Regions from separate parts of the Homo sapiens genome. Here region 2 is linked to region 1. The links are chromatin loops, found by intact Hi-C in ENCODE. Cell type or tissue: PC-3. All regions are shown on one strand. Each heading gives the region's core, and the rest is flanking DNA. Links, peaks and the distances in the headings are about the cores only.

Region 1 (8,202 bases), core at 1,150-6,149:
AGCCTCAGGCAGGAGAATCACTTGAACCTGGGAAGCAGAGGTTGCAGTGAGCCGAGATCGCACCACTGCACCCCAGCCTGGGCAACAAGAGTGAAACTCCGTCTCAAAAATAATAATAATAATAATAAAATAACATTCAGATCTCATCCTCTGCTATAAGTAGGTATAAATTCTCTTTTTCTTATTAAAAGGCTTATACTTACAATATTTATAATTTTTGTTATATCTTTATCCATTATATACTTCTTTCAATTTATAGAAATAAAAATAAAATAGTCAACATATATGGCACCATTGTAAGGACTAAATATTTATTCAATTCCTCAGTATACCACTTTAAGGAGGTATTACTGATATTCCTATTTTATAGCTGAAAGTGTGAGCACACCTTCCCAATGTCACAGAGAGGTAAAACTGACAAACTGAAGACAATTTGGTTTCAAAGCCTGAAATTTTAACCACTATGTTATTCAGTCATTATTAGAAAGAACAGATTCCATACCATTTCAGAGATGGAAAAAATCAAGACAGAGAGAAACAGCTTATGGATTCTTTCATTAACCACCCTTTGGTCTAGGGGTAGAGGCCCAGGCTCGGAGACATTAGCATTACCTCCCAAAGGTGTTTTCAGGGGAAAAAAAAAAAAGTGTTTTTCATTTTTAGGAAAAGAGTATCTTTTCCAATTTAGCTGGCTTGGACTCCTTTAGAACTCACCAGTTCAAATAGGAAGCAGCATTTATTCATTTAGCCGGCACCACAATGGGAGTGAGAGGCTGGAGAGAGTCGGGAGAGGTTTTGACTGCCCCACACTTATCCCCAACAAATAATCTGTCCCCAGCTACCCAGAGGCACCCTTGTAATAGAATTTTATCCACCCTCCCTCCCCACGTCCAGTGTCAACACCCTGGTCCAAGCCCTCATCTCTACAGCACACACAAAGGTGGAGTCACGTGAATCACATACGGTGTGTACTCCACCCTTCCCTCCACAGTGTGACTAGGAGCAGCCTGCGAGGGCTGTTGTCTTCTCAGGCCTGACTTTGCTCGGGGCACGCACTGCTTACACGCCTGGCAGGGCCCACTGGCTGTGGCCTAAGCTGCAACCAGCAGGCTGCAAGGGCGGCAGGGAGGTTTGTTTGCCCAGCAGAGTGCTGTGAGCATTAGTGTGTACATGCATGTGTGTGTGCCTGCGTGTGCACGTGTACACATTAAAGTTAGCCAACATTTAAAAAATTGTAATATGTCACACTAACAAAATGAATTTTGGGCTGCTTTTGGGGAAAAAAGGTTTGATGATGCCTGGACATCTTCACAGTAAAAAACGGCTGTGTGTTTCCATCTGGACCTATTGACCACTGGACCTGTTGGCTCAGTGACGTCACACATCTGTGCCCTGTAGGGCTATAAACTCACATCCAAACTTCCAGAGAGTCTGAAGATCTCCACCAGCCCTAGACCTGAACCATTCTTCAATATCCTCCACTCTTCTGGCAATTGGCCTACAGCTCCAGTTTCCAGGAAACCAACCAGTCCCCCAACTGCCTTGGCCTCACTGTACTCTCTGCCTCACTTGTTCTGCTCTCAAAGACATGGCTCAAAACTATGTCGTCAGAGAACCCATTTCTGGGTGCTCCAGGCCTGGGCACACACATAGCTGAGATCAGTGATATCTACGTTGGCTGCACTGTGGCTGGAAGCACTTGGGGAGCTTAAAATATGCCCAGGTCCTATCATGGACCAATTAAATCTGAATACCAATTCAATTATTATTTAACAATTCTAGAAGGCAGCAAGGACATTTGTATTCTCAATATGTAGCATAATGTAGTTCATATTTGTGGGTGCAGACATCTACCACATAATGCTTCAGTCACTGACAGACCACATATATAAAGGTAGTCCCCTAAGACTGTAATACCTTTCCTATGGTTAGATATGTTGAGACATACAAATGCTTACTATTGTGTTACACTTGCCTACAGTGTTCAGCACAGTAACATGCCGCACAGGTTTGCAGCCCAGGAACAATAGGCTACAGCATACAGCTAGGTGTGTAGTAGGCTCTACCATGTAGGTATGTGTTGGGTACATTCTGTGATGTTCACCCAAGGATGAAGTCCCTTAAGGATACATTTCTCAGAGTGCGCCCCTATCATTAAGCTATGTATGACCGTACTTAAAAATGCTTATTGATGATGATGATATTGACACTGCTGAAAATTATACATAGTTCCTGCTTACAAGAAACACTGCGTACTTATAAAAGCCTGAGATAGGAATGAAAAAGAGATTGCAGAATAAATGTTCCAAACGAGCCAAGCTTTCTGAGGGAGAAAAAACCTGTGTGGACCTCATTAGTGGAGTATCCACCCTAACACCCTAGCCGAGGTGGCCTTGAACAGTCTTAAAGATGAGCAGAAATTTCATATATGAGAAAAAGAGACAAAGCCTGGGGCAGGAGGAGAAGTCCCCAAAGAGAAAAAGGAAAAAAAAAAATGCTGTACTGCACATCACAGGAGAAGACGCTAAAACAGCATGCCCGGGCTAGGGACAACTGACAGACAGCACACCACGGTGTCTGGGTTTTTTATTTTATTATTATTTTTTCTTTTTTTGAGATGGACGGCAATGGCGCAATCTTGGCTCACTGTAACCTCTGCCTCCCAGGTTCAAGTGATTCTCCTGCCTCAGCCTCCCAAGTAGCTGGGATTACAGGCATACCCGGCTACCAAATTTGCCACCATACCCGGCTAATTTGGTATTTTTAGTAGAGATGGGGTTACACCATGTTGGTCAGGCTACTCCTGACCTCAGGTGATCCGCCTGCATGTGGGTGACCTGTGCGTGTGGGCGGCCCGTGCATGCGGGGGCGGCCCGTGCATGTGGGCAGGCTGTGAGTGTGGGTGGACTGTGTGTGTGGGTGGACTGTGTGTGTGGATGGCCTGTGCACGTGGATGGCCTGCACAGGTTTAGACCAGGCTTGTTCCCCATTGTCTGTTTCGTGCTTTCAGTGTGGCTTCTGTTAAACGCAGGCACCATCCTGCAGCTAACACAGTCACAGCACAAAACAGAAAACGCCTGGCTTCCTCTGCCTGTGAGTGGCTCAGCCTGGGAAAGAATGGCTGCTATTTACGTGGGGACTCCACATCTGTACTCGGTTGTGAAAAGTCATTAGCTTACCAAGCAGGGGATGCCTTTCTCAAACATCTGTGCAGATGTCATGTGGTTGAGTCTGAGACTCAGATGCATGTGGCAGTTTAAAAAGAGTAGGCCTTCTGCACAAGTCTAAAGAGGCCATCAGACCTGGGACCTTGCCCGGCTCCTGCTGGGCACACCCATCGCAGGTGCTCCCGGCTGGCAGTGCACACAGGCTGGGTAATCCAGCTTTCCTTCCTCTCACCCCCTCCAGTAGGAGGCAGGGCAGGTCCTTGGGACTCAGCAGGGAATGAATCACAGCACACACAACTCAAGCTTCCTTTGATCTATTCAGGTTGAAAAACCTGGGTGTGCCCTGGCAGGAACTGTTTATAAAATGAAAAAGTATATATATGAAAACATTTCTGCCATTTCCAAGGTCATCAACCATAGCTCTAAATGATTTTAGCTTAAAACCATCACACATTTACTAAGTTTCAGGATGACGCTTGTTAATTCCCACATCAGCTGGAAGCTCCCAGCTGGGTTTTTATTCTGAGAGCTCTTCAACATTCAGCAGAAGGCTTGAAATCCACTCACTGAAAGTCAGAGGGTCTTAGGTGACATGGTGCAGTGAATGCAAATCGCAGGTGTGAGGCCCAGGTAGCTGAATTAAAACCTAACTCTATAGGTGACAGCCACTGCCCAGCCAGGCTGGTCAGGCTGAGGTAGACAGGGACTGCATGCTGAAAAGGGAAAATTCATGCGTCTCTGTACTTTCCCAGACCCTGAGTTCAAAAGCACTATGCTTTACATCTTCCATCTTTCCAGTTGGAAATGTCATCTGTGGACCTGAAGGTATAACAATTTCTTACTGTCCAAGAAAAGTGGACTGGGAAATCCACAGTGATGCTGAGGCCAGCTGACCTGAATGGCACCTCTACACCATGGGTGCCTGTTTACCATGTTGGCTACTCTGGCTGGCTGCTGGCAAACCGCATGTGCTTAAAGGGAATTTCAGAGAGAAACCAGGCACACCCGGCTCTCCTGGCTAAGAGAGTCTGTTTATGCTGCAGGCAGAAGGGAGTTGCCATTCTCTCTCCATGAGATTCTTCAGCAATAGGATGTTTGCTTCATCCTGTTTACAAGCGGTACATAAGCTGCGTCTGGTTTGTGTCTGGCTATTTATTTGCAGCCACAGTTGTAGACTTCCCTCTACCAAGGGAAGAGGAACCATGACTTTCTTGTTCATCACTGGTAAGTGAAGTGCTGGGCCCAGGGAAGGAATTCGGTCACCACTGCGTTGAGTGAGTGAGTGAGTGAGTGAGTAAGTGAGTGACTAAGTGAGTGAGTAAGTGAGTGAGTGAGGGAGTGAGTTGGGATTCAGCTGCCAAGTCAGTGCCCAGTTTTCTCAGCAATAATAAAAAGTCAGAAAGATGTCCAGAAACAAATGCCCAGAAGACAGCTGAGTGCTACCGCAGCCTGCAGAACTGGTTACCAAAGAGGGGAATGAGGAATCCTCGCATCCTGTACCAGCTCCCACATCCCTGAGTCCAACACTAATCTGATTTAAGCCCTCATTTTCTAAACATGCCATGATCCAGCCACCATGCCACACTGTGTATGTTCAATACCCCTGGCAACTTCATATGCAAGTGTATTCTCCCCATTTTACAGACAGGGTGGCTGAGTATCCAACCAGTTAAGTAACCTTCTCACAATCACACAGCTGGAAAAGACTGGAATTCTAGCCCAGGTCTTTCTGAGCCTAGGACACCACCTACACACTTTGCACCGCCTCCAGCCTTAATTACTTCTTGAAAACAAGCACCGGGGTTCCTGGCAGACTGATGCTAGGATGTTTGGACTCCTTGACACATACTAGAACGCTGGTGCCCTGCAGTGCCGGCTGATGAGCGGTGAGGTTAGAGAATACTCTTCAGTGAAGGTTTCCAGCACACAGTTGTAGAGACGCCCCCTTTACTCTGATGTGGGGTCTGGACAAGCCTTATTTGCAAACTGAGTTGGGCCTCCAAGAACTTCCTTCAGTGCTCAAGGTTCCACGAGGCTCAGATGGACGCATGGGGACTGTGTTCAACTGCCTCAGGAGACAGAGGAAGACTGGAGTCACAGGGAGATGGAAGGACGTGCCCCGGCATGACATGAGGTAGGTGGCAGAGCTGGAACAGACCCCAGATTAGTCTCAAGCATCCCTGAATACACCTTTAGGGTCAGGTACTTCTTTGAGTATCTGATGAAGGCCATGGACCTTCTTCCAGGCAAGATGCACTCCAGCCTGCTTGCCACCAGCCAGGAGCACCTGCTATGGGTGTGCCCAGCAGGAGCTAGAAAAGATCCCAGCTCTGATGACTTCCTTAGACTTGTGCAGAGACCCTGCTCTTTTTAAACTGCCACATGCCCCTGAGTCTCAGACTCCTAAGCCTCTTCCTTGTACATTATTTCTGCAAACCACCCTGATGACCAGGGACTCCAGATTAAGAATCCATGTAATACCTTTTCTTGGAGCTCAGCACCTCCCAAGCTCAGGGCAATGTTCCTGTGAAGACAAGAATTCCTTCTAATAGAGGAGAAGAGCTATCAGAGGAAAATCCCATCAAAGCTTTCCCCACTGTCTTGGCCCCTGCAAACAAAACGGAAAGCCAGAAAAACAGTCAACAGAAGATCCAGATAAGTAAGGGCTGAAATATGTGTCTATGAAACAATCACACTGCAGCCCACAGAATTGTGGCATAAAAACAATAAATATCACACTGGAGCAATAAGCCAGGGAGAAACGACTTTACCCATCAAAACGCCACATTTCAGGGCACACAAAGGCACTGTCTGTTGAAAGTCTGCCCCAGGACACTCCACAGCTGTACACCATCCACCACATCCTGGTTACATGCTCTAGAGCTGGAAAAACATCAGGTCAAATCCAGCCACGACGTGGCCACGCTGTGCATCTCCCCCAGATAAGCTCCTGTAATCTGTAGGCCTCAGTTTCCCCAAGAGCTGAACAGAGAGAGATTTCAGCTTTTATCAGCTGAGTAAATGGGAGGATTAAATGAGATGACCCCTGTAAAGTTTCTGGTATGGCACCGAGACACAGGTAGCACTCAATGACTGGTGGTAATTACAAATTTTTTTACTATTATTATTAGCACGCTTACTCTTTTGGATTAAAAAAAAAAGAAGCAGGCCTCTTGTCTCTGCGAGGGTAGAGTAGAAGCTGGCTCCTCAAAATGCCTAATAAAAGCTCATTTATGCAGCAAATGCATTCATAACTGCCTAAGAAATCCTACACAATAGAATTTCACAGTTTTGACCTGGGGGTGGGGGAAGCTTTCAGTAACTCAACATAAAAAGATTAGCTTTCTAGATAGGATTCTCTAAGACATAATAACAAAACATATCCATAACACTCACCAAACTAAACTCCAGGGCCTGTAGATATGGGAACACTGATATCTCACAACACATCAAGTAAATATTCAAAGAGGAACATTTGAGAGCCCAGTCCCACAGCTATTACTCAACTCCCAGCAAGTGAAGAAAGAGCCTGTCGGTGAGGATCACTTAACTATCGGCAAATACTCCATGCTCATGCTGAGCAGAGCAACCCCTGTTCCAAGTTTCAGATAAAACCCTGAGTTACTACATTGTTCAATATTATAGAAAAAGGATATCTCCTTCAAAAAAAAAAGCAGTGCTAGTTTACTGAAGTTTGAACATTCTTAACAAATGAAATGGAATAGATCAGAGAAAACTTACTGATTCCCAAACCACCAGGCAATGTTTGCATACATCCCAAGCTGTCCCCTGCCCTTGCCTGGAGTGGGTTTGCTTTGCCCCCTAAAAGGAGCACAAAGGGCTTTCTACCGCACAGCCAACGCTGTTCCAGGAGCTAACGGACAGAAACCGCTCCTTGGGCTTCCCTGGACGAGGAGTGCAGAGTGAAGCAGTGCCCTGAGAACTAGCAGAGGCATCCGATCCAATTCAGCTAGTGACTTATTCATAAATGTGCCACCCGATGCAGCTTTTCCCCGAGCAAGCCCGCGGTGCCGGCGCCTGTACTCCCGGCAACGGAAATCTCAAGTCATTTTGCAGAAAGACAGTGAGTGAATTGTCTTGGTTCACTTGTTCACAAACCCTCCAAGCCTGGAAAATGAGAATGAGACCGCGAGAGTTGTGAGGGAGGAAGGGCTGAGCTCGCCTTTCATCGGGATGCCTGGCAGCAACCTTACTTCCTTTTCCCAAGGTGCATTCGTCCACCACCTTCTTGGAGTTTTCCAGGGCAGGCAGCCCAGGTGATCCCTTCAGGAGAAAGCCTAATTATTCCCGGAGAGCCAAGTCAGCTCTGTACCTTAGCTGACCAACCTCGGCATTTGCTGAATTTGTATAAAGCAATTCTTGCCACCTCTCAGGCATGATTTAGTACATTCTTTTCCTAAAGGAGTTTTGATTTTTTTCTTCTCTTATCCCCCAAAACTACGCAACCAGAAGCTCACTGCTTTCTTGCAGCCAGTCTCTATGTGGCAGCATGGATTTTCAAGCTTGAAAGCCGTATTTGGTTTCTGCCAACCATTGTCCCAGGACTACAAAGACACGGCCAAACTGCTCAATATGTGCAGATGGATACACCGTGAGCTTGACGGGCTCCCAGCTCCTGTCCAAGCAAGGGCCCGAAGGTCCCAGCAAGGGCACAGTAGGTTTGGGGATGGAGGGATCTGGTCATGCCTCTAGATCACACCCCTACCTTTAGCCCCTGCTGCCTTATCTGTGCAGGCTGCAGTATCACCTGAATTTAACCGTGTCCCTGACTGGCAGACCCCAGAGCTCTGGTTGACCTCGCTCCCCCAGCAGGGAAGAGGCATGGCCAGGCCAGCACAGCCCTGAGAAGCAAGGAGTGTGCCCCCAGCTGCCCCCATCAGACACACACCTCCTCCAAGCTTCTCTCCTACGTGGACACCACACCTGCAGCACACTGCCACCTCGCTGCCACAACCTGAGGAGACTGTACCAGTCTGCTGGTTTCTAGGCCTAACAACACCCAATGAAGAGCTCT
Region 2 (8,202 bases), core at 1,227-6,226, 64 kb before region 1:
TATACTTGAAAATTACTAAAACGGTAGACTTTAAATGTTACCACAAAAATATAAGTATGTGAGGTCATGGATATGGTAATTAGCTTGATTTAGCTGTTGCACAATGCACTGATATATAATTTTTATTTGTCAATTGAAATAAACAAAATACAGACAATCATCACACACATTGTTAAAACATACAAAATATGCTCTGTGTTGTTAATGGACAGACAGCCTTTCACTATACTTCTTAAAATATAAAACTTTTAAAAGGGTTGCTGCCCCTGGGGAAGGAAGAAGAGAGCCAGTTGTTGTGTTAGAGAGGCAGTGTCATCTGTGTCTGCTGTGTTTCTTAGTCGTTAACAAAAAGACAATGCAGCAAATGTAGCTAAACACACATTAACATTTGTTAATGGTGGATGATTGATATGGGACTGTTTATTTATTATTCTTTTTATTTTACTATTTCTATGTATTTTCTATTTGTTTATTTTATTTATTTTACTCTGTAATCTACTATGAATTGGTACCATGCAAAATTTCAAAAAGGAGAAGAGACCCTCAAGGTGCAGTTTATGTTGAAAGAATGGAGAAGAATGGACCCAAACCTACCGGATGGCGGAAGGGCAGGGTCGGGGAGGAGCCTCCTCACTCACACGCGTCCACAGCCTGTAACCATCGCTCAACAGGAAGAAAAGGGAAGGACTATAGGTCCGCCTGGGACATATTTAAGATGCAGAAATCAAGAAAATGTGACAACCCTGGAAGAGGAAGCAAAGGTGGTGCTAGCTGAGGAGACAACAAGGGAGCAGTGGGGATTTAAGAAGATCCCAGTCTCCAGGGTAGAGGACGCATCCCTAGGGGCCCAGACCCTGGGGCAGGTGCCACTAGGAACAGAGCACGGTGGGAGGCTGGGAAAGTGTCCGCCCCTGCCCTTTTCCAGGGAGGAGCTGGAAAAGAATGCAGGCAAAAGTCGGGGAGGAAACACTCATTCCTAATGAAATGAAATCTGTAACATCAAATAAAAACAGGAGATGAGCGCGATGCTGGGACAAGCACACTGGCCTGAGCCAGGGGTGTCCATAGGGCGGGGGACAGGGAAAGCGAGGCACGGGGTGGGAGACAGGGAAGGCGTGGGGGACAGGGAAGGCACAGCGCCGGGGACAGGGAAGGCACAGCGCGGGGGTGCAGGGGCTGTGTGGGCAGGGAGGCGAGCTGAGAAACAGCAGCCCCAAGGGCCGACCCTGGGACTGCCAGTGTGTGGGACACCCTGTCTATAGTCCACTTCCTTTTTTTAAGAACCTGGATCAAGACACACGAAGAGCTGGCCAGGAGCTTGGAGGAGGGCAGCGGGGGCGGCGTTGCAGGCTCTCTGCAGCCCCCGGCCGCGCGCACCTGGCGGCCGCGCGCGCTGCGCTCTGGATGCCGCGTGAAACCGCAGGGCGCAAAGCAGGGAGGTGGGGAGGAGGCTTTGGAGACCACAGGTGCTGGGAAGTGGAGCCGCCAGGAGGCCTGGGCCAGGTGACAAGGCCAGGCTGTGTGAAGTGGTGAGATCCTAGATGTATCTTGAAGGCGACAGACGCTATGAGGGTTGCAGGTGGAGTGGGAGAGCAAAGGGGGCAAAGAGGACCCCAGGGTTCTGGCCCGAGGCACTGTGATGGCGGAGATGTCATCTCCTAGACAGGAAAGGATACCGAGGGACAGAGAGCTCTGCTTCTCACCTTCTCTGGTCTCTGAAGCAACTTAAATCCATGTGCAGGCAAGTGAGATTCTTGTTTTATACTTGTCTGACAAAGAGCAGGGGAAGGCCAGAAAGGAAACATAGACAGTGGAAATAATAGTCATGTTTTAGGGGAACATACGGAAAACCAGTATTTGAAAGGGACGTTTTCTACCTCAGTATCCTTACAAACATCACATTTTCAGCCAAGTGGTGAAAAATCTACATTTATTTTTTTCCCTCCGAGAACTGGTACTGGCATTAGGCCCTGTTTATCAACTCTTCAGGATCTATGTGTATACTACTCCCATTGTAAGAATCGAACACTCTGGGAAAAAAATTCATCAAAGCTTTAAAACCAAAACCCTCCTCTGATGGGTTCCAGGTTTGCATTAGAGATCATATGATAAGAATATTTTTAAAACTATTTTTTTGTTGTTGTTTTGAGACAGTTTCACTATTGTTGCCCAGGCTGGAGTGCAATGGCACGATCTCAGCTCACTACAACCTCCGCCTCCCGAGTTCAAGTGATTCTCCTGCCTCAGCCTCCTGAGTAGCTGGGACTACAGACACCTGCCACCACGTCCAGCTAATTTTGTATTTTTAGTACAGATGGGGTTTTGCCATATTGGTCAGGCTGGTCTCAAACTCCTGACCTCAGGTGATCCACCCACCTCGGCCTCCCAAAGTGCTGGGATTACAGGCATGAGCCACCATGTCTGGCCTATTTTTAATGGTCAAATAGGTATGGAAAGAACCTTAGAATGATTTTTCTAGATTACACATTAAGGTCTATTTACTTTCCAATAGTTGATAGGAGTTTTATATACACAAGGCTCTGAATCAGAAATGGAGAGTTGAGTGGCCATAATAACATATTGTTATTTGTTGTTGATGACACAGTCATCAAGGGAAACAATGCAGTAATGCCATAAAGTTGTCATATCCTTTGATTCACGAATACATTTGCAGGTGTCTTTCATAAAGAAAACCTCCCAAATGAAAAAAGGCTTTTGGGATAAAGTGACTTTCACATTACTTATACCAGAATAAAAGAAGCAATGAGCAACAGGGCCGAGCCAACCTTCATCGAGTGCTAGCTGTGAGCTCCTTCCTGTGCTTGGCACTCATTTAATCCTCATAAGAATGCTGGGTGCTGGTGATTATGAGCTCACGGTACACACGGGAAGACAAGGCTCTAAGAGGTCACAAACTGTATGTGAATAATTCAGAATCCAAATTCAAGCAAACAAAAACAAAAGCCACGCTTTTCCCTTTACACAGAAGATCATACAACCTTTAAAAGAACTATGCAGATACTGAGAAAGGCTCAGGAGAACAAGGAACAAGAAACTCTGTTAGACTTGTAGGCACTGGACATGATTCTCCTACTCTACTCTTAAAACCTGCCATATGCAATTTATTTTGTTTTGAATATAAAGCTTTTTTTTTTTTGAGATGGAGTCTCACTCTGTCGCCCAGGCTGGAGTGCAGTGGCGCAATCGAGGCTCACTGCAACCTCTGCCTTATAAAGCATTTTCTAAAGGTACAAGCTAAATTTTAAAAATATCTCTACACAACTGATGTATAACAAAAATTAGTTCTACCTCATAAACACGTGGCTCAGCCCTCGGAACACATTTTCCTGTTCTCAACTGATGAACACTCCAAAAACAGAACAGATTTGAGCTTTTCCAGGCCCAGAAAAGCTCGCGAGGGGATTTGCTGTGTGTGTGACAACACTGCCACCCTGTGGCAGCACAGCTCCACACATGCTTTGGGCCGCATTTGCAAGTTCTCTGTAATCCCCCTGGAGACCCGGATCAGCTGGGTGGAAATGCAGGCTCTCTGTAAGCATAGGACTCAGGGCAGCTGAAATTATGGAGTTTCCTTTAAAATGTAGCTTTTAATAACTTTTTCTGAAAATTTTATTTTACTGGTGGGCTTCCCTGTAAATGCCTGCCTCCAATACTGCAGAGGCTTCCATCAGAAACAACGCCACTCAACACGAATTCTGGAAACTTTTTTAGGGCTTTTGCTATGGAAATCACTTCAAATGTAAGCTCCGTCCATCTGTGAAACACTATAATGACACTATTTCTGTCACTGCCTGAACAGGGCAAATGGACAAAATGTCTCCAGACAGGTTTATTTTGTTGTTTGCTTGTTTTATAAGGCAGTGATTTTTAACTCTTTTACCAGAAGAACTTTAACTTTATGGTATCAAGAAATGCAGAGATATCTGATGAAGCATGTAGTAATACCTTTAGATTGGTCAAATTTATAGAATTTGGATTTTTTAAAAAACCAAGAAACCAAGAAGCAGGGCCCATAAAAGGCCAGTTACTTTCAAAAGTTCATTCTTCAGAGAAAGGCCTGCTAATGACTGGTCTGTTGTCCTGGTGAATAACAGAACCAGGATTAGAACCCACGTCACTTTACTCCTACATCAGAACATTTGCACTTTATCAGACTGATATAATAATTTCTTTTCCATTTTTGTGTGCTGAATTGCAAATTAACTCAGGTACCTTGTCTCATCCGTTAGCACAGTTTATCACTGCTGTTTGTGTGACTTAGGAAACAGAGACCCGAGAGCTAACTCACACCTTATCATTAACCGGCATCCACAACTGACTATGTGACCTCCCCGTGTCTTGGAGTCCAGATGTGTGGGATGACGTTAACTGCAGTGTAATCTGTTCCATGCTTTCACAGCTACACAGGCTGAGTTTGAGGAAAATCAATACTGACCATGTCCCCACTAAGCCAGAGTCCCCCGCAGGTGTCCAGTGCAGCCCAGTTTACAGCCTGAGGCACACTTTCTTTCACAGATACAGAAAGGAGTGTTTTCTGGAAAATGTAAAATTCCAGGAAAACTACTTAAAGTTAGTTGAAAGATGAGAATATTTGCTATGATTCAAGCGCCCTTTGATTAAGACAGTGAAGATATATCTTGGAACAGAGTAAACTTCAGTTTCTAAGAAATTCACTAACTTTTCCAGAGAAGATCAAATTTCTTTGACCATCTACATTAGGATTTTTTTAATGCAAATCTATTCTCATAGAGTCTTCAAGTTACAGACATAATAAACCACTTACATTTTCTCAAGAAAAAATAATACATAATAGTATCTGCAAACTTTCTGGAGGGCTCCGGTCAGGTTTACTCACCATTTCAGAACATTTCCTATGAGTGTCAGATGAGCTATATAATTTCTAATCGCTACAATGAACCTACAAAGTGGGCAGTTTAGCAGATGAGGAAAGTGAAGATAGGTTCTGCATGCTGGGCCAGAATTGAAAGCTCGGCTTTAACACCCCAATGATGTAGGCTTGCCCTCGGCCTCCGCCAGGCTAAGCCTCTGTGCTCATCAGAGATTCACTATGACTTGAAGCTGAAGCTGTTACCCTGTTTGCACAAAGACATAGAAACAGCCAGCAGGGGGAGCACCAATAAAGCCAATACTCACTGCAATGTTTCCTGTAAAGCAAGAAGTGCTAAGCTAAGCGCTAAGCTAAGGAAGGAAGGAATTCACAAGGAGATGGATCAGTGTTACATTTTATCACCGGATATACACAAAAGGAGTGCCTCTCACAGCCCAGACAGTGAACTAAGGGAAGGAAGAGCTGCAAAATCCCTTAAAATAGAGGACATTCAAAGCAGCAAAAGGATGATGTGACTCATGCCTCCGTTTGATCCCCTCTTCTGGTAAGATTAAGCAAGCACTGGCATCAAAATGTGCAGACTAGGATCAATGGCGTGGAAAAAATATGTAAAAACAACGGCAGAGTGCTCTTCAGAAATATTACGTCACTAACATCCTTAATTGAAGAGAGCATCATAGCCAACATAAGTAGATATCAATAAATCTGATCAACCAATTCACCTCTGGCATTTGGATATTTTCTGTGTCTATATAAGGAAGATCAAATAAGCCCACACAACTAAGCACAGTGCCTAGAACAGACAGGACTGAAGCAGCAGGCATGGTCATCACTGGGAGCCATTATTATTTTAAGTGCTGTACTGCCCTAGGGCTTGAAACCCAGTATATTCTTATTTATGAGTTAATATTAATCTATCACATTGAAGCCTTATTACTTTGATTCATAGGAAAAGTCACCCTTGATTTTTAAAAGTGGAAAAAATATATCCCAGAAAACACCTCATATCAATAATATAACAAACTTCTTCCTTCTTTCACAGATTCATAGTATTCAATCATGTAGCTATACCACATCTTCATGTACCATAGCTTCATCTACCAATCCCCTCCTGATGGGCATGAACATTGCTTTCATCTCCTGTTGTTACAAATAATGCCACAATAAACAGCCTTACACATGAATCATTTTAGATTTTTGCCAGTGAGTCTTCAGGGTAGATTTCTAAAACTAGGATTTCTGTGTCAAAAACTAAATGTATGTGTAATTTGGCTAGATACTGCCAAATTCACCACCATAAAGCTAGCACTTTGCATTTTGCTCAGCAATGCATTTAAGGGCCCCACAGTTTAATGAAAAAGGTGTAGTAACAAACTTTTGGGCTTTTGCCAATCCCATAGGTGATGAACAGTGTTCACTGTAGTTCATTTACATTTCTCATTATGAGTAAGAGTTTTATCTCTTTCCTTTATTTATTTTCATTTTCTCTTTTTTGTCATTCAAGAGGGTTTTTTGTTTGTTTTCCCTAAAATCAAATTTATTAATATTTTCTCTGAGGTCAAATTTATCAATGTATTGAAAAGGATAATATCAGAGAACATCTTAAACCTAGAGAAAGTTACCGATATCCAAAGAAGGTAATAGAATACCAAGTAGATTTAACCCAAATACTACTGCAAGGCAGTTACTAATGAAACTCCCAAAAGTCAAGGATAAAGAAAGGATCCTAAAAGCAGGAAGAGAAAAGGAATAATATACAATGAAGCTACAATATGTCTGGCAGCAGACTTTTCAAGGGAAAACCTTACAGGCCAGGAGAGAGTGACATAACATATTTAAAGTTCTGAATGAAAAAATACTTTTACCCTAGAATAGTATATTCGGCGAAAATATCCTTCGGACATAAAGGAGAAATAAAGACTTCCCTCAAACAAAAGCTGGGGAATTTCTCAAATCTGACCTACAAGAAATGCTAAAGGGAATACTTTAATCAGAAAAAAACAGACATTAATGAGCAATAAGTAATTACTTGAAGGTACAAAACTCACGGGTAATAGTAAGAACACAGAAAAACACAGAATATGATAACACTGTAACTATGGTGTATAAACTACTCTTATCCTAAGTAGAAAGACTAAACAATGAATCAATCAAAAATGATAACTACAGCAACTTTTAAAGACATAGACAGTACAATAAGATATAAATAGAAACAACGAAAAGTAAAAAAGTGGGGAGATGAAGTTAAAGCATAATTTTTATTCATTTTCTTTTTGCTTATTTGTTTATGCAGCGTTATGTTCTAAAATAGTATTTGCAAGCCTCATGGTAACTTCCAACGAAATAACATACAATGGTTACACAAAAATAAAAAGGAAGAAATTGAATCATACCACCAGAGAAAAACACCTTCACTAAAGGAAGACAGGAAGGGAGGGAGGGAGAGAGGACCAGAAAACAGATAACAAAATAACAGGATTGAGTCCTTACTTATCAATAACATTGAATGTAAATATACTAAACTCTCAAAAAACAGACTGGCTGTATGAATGAAAAAACAAGACCCACTGATCTGTTGCCTACAAGAAACACACTTCACCTATAAAAATACACCTCAACTGAAAATAAAGGGATGGAAAAAGATATTCCATGCCAATGGAAACCAAAAAAAGAGCAGGAGTAGCTATACTTAGACAAAATAGATTTCAAGACCAAAACTGTAAGAAGAGATTAAGAAAGTCATTATGTAATGATAAAGGGGTTAATTCAGCAAGAGCATATAACAATTTTAAATATACAGGCACCAAACACTGAAGCATCCAGATATATAAAGCAAATATTATTAGAGCTAAAGAGAGAGATAGGACCCAATAAAATAATATCTGGAGATTTCAACACCCCAATTTCAGCACTGGACAGATCTTCCAAACAAAAAGCAACAAAGAAACATCAGACTTAATCTACAGTGTAGATCGAATGGATCTAATAGATATGTACAGAATATTTCATCTAATGGCTGCAGAATACACATTATTTTCCTCAGTACATGGATCATTCTCAAGGACAGACCATATGTTAAGTCACAAAACAAGTCTTAAAACATTTTTAAAAACTGAAATAATATCAAGCATCTTCTCTGACCACAATGGAATAAAACTACATATCAGTAATAAGAGGAATTTTGGAAACTATACAAATAATGGGAATTAAACAACATGCTCCTGAATTACCACTGGGTCAAGGAAGCAATTAAGAAGGAAATTAAAAACCTTCTTGGAACAAATAATAATGAAAACACAACATACCAAAACCTATGGGATACAGCAAAAGGA

Evidence for each region. Hi-C counts contacts between places; a loop is a spot of excess contacts. Peaks named below come from ENCODE experiments on the same cell type or tissue, not always from the same donor. Only the 100,000 strongest peaks of a DNase experiment are listed, where the experiment ranks them.
Region 2: a loop joins it to region 1, with 6 times the contacts of the local background. A loop is called at or near these places in 6 of 110 quality-filtered maps.

What each region holds. Positions count from the first base shown.
Region 1 is chr7:51,222,085-51,230,286 of GRCh38, forward strand. The region is part of intron 1 of COBL (cordon-bleu WH2 repeat protein); the gene reads right to left. Among named protein-coding and RNA genes, the nearest start is that of COBL, 91 kb to the right of the region's middle. RefSeq lists enhancers at 2,387-3,095, 3,096-3,804, 3,969-5,168, 6,705-7,578 and a silencer at 7,710-7,843. In PC-3, for the core only: a CTCF peak has its summit at 3,408 (motif pointing right); DNase peaks (open chromatin) are centred at 3,427 and 4,477; H3K4me3 peaks cover 837 bases; H3K27ac peaks cover 1,711 bases.
Region 2 is chr7:51,157,765-51,165,966 of GRCh38, forward strand. The region is part of intron 5 of COBL (cordon-bleu WH2 repeat protein); the gene reads right to left. Among named protein-coding and RNA genes, the nearest start is that of COBL, 150 kb to the right of the region's middle. RefSeq lists an enhancer at 3,268-3,562. In PC-3, for the core only: CTCF peaks have their summits at 3,457 (motif pointing left), 3,673 and 5,155 (motif pointing right); DNase peaks (open chromatin) are centred at 3,437 and 5,157.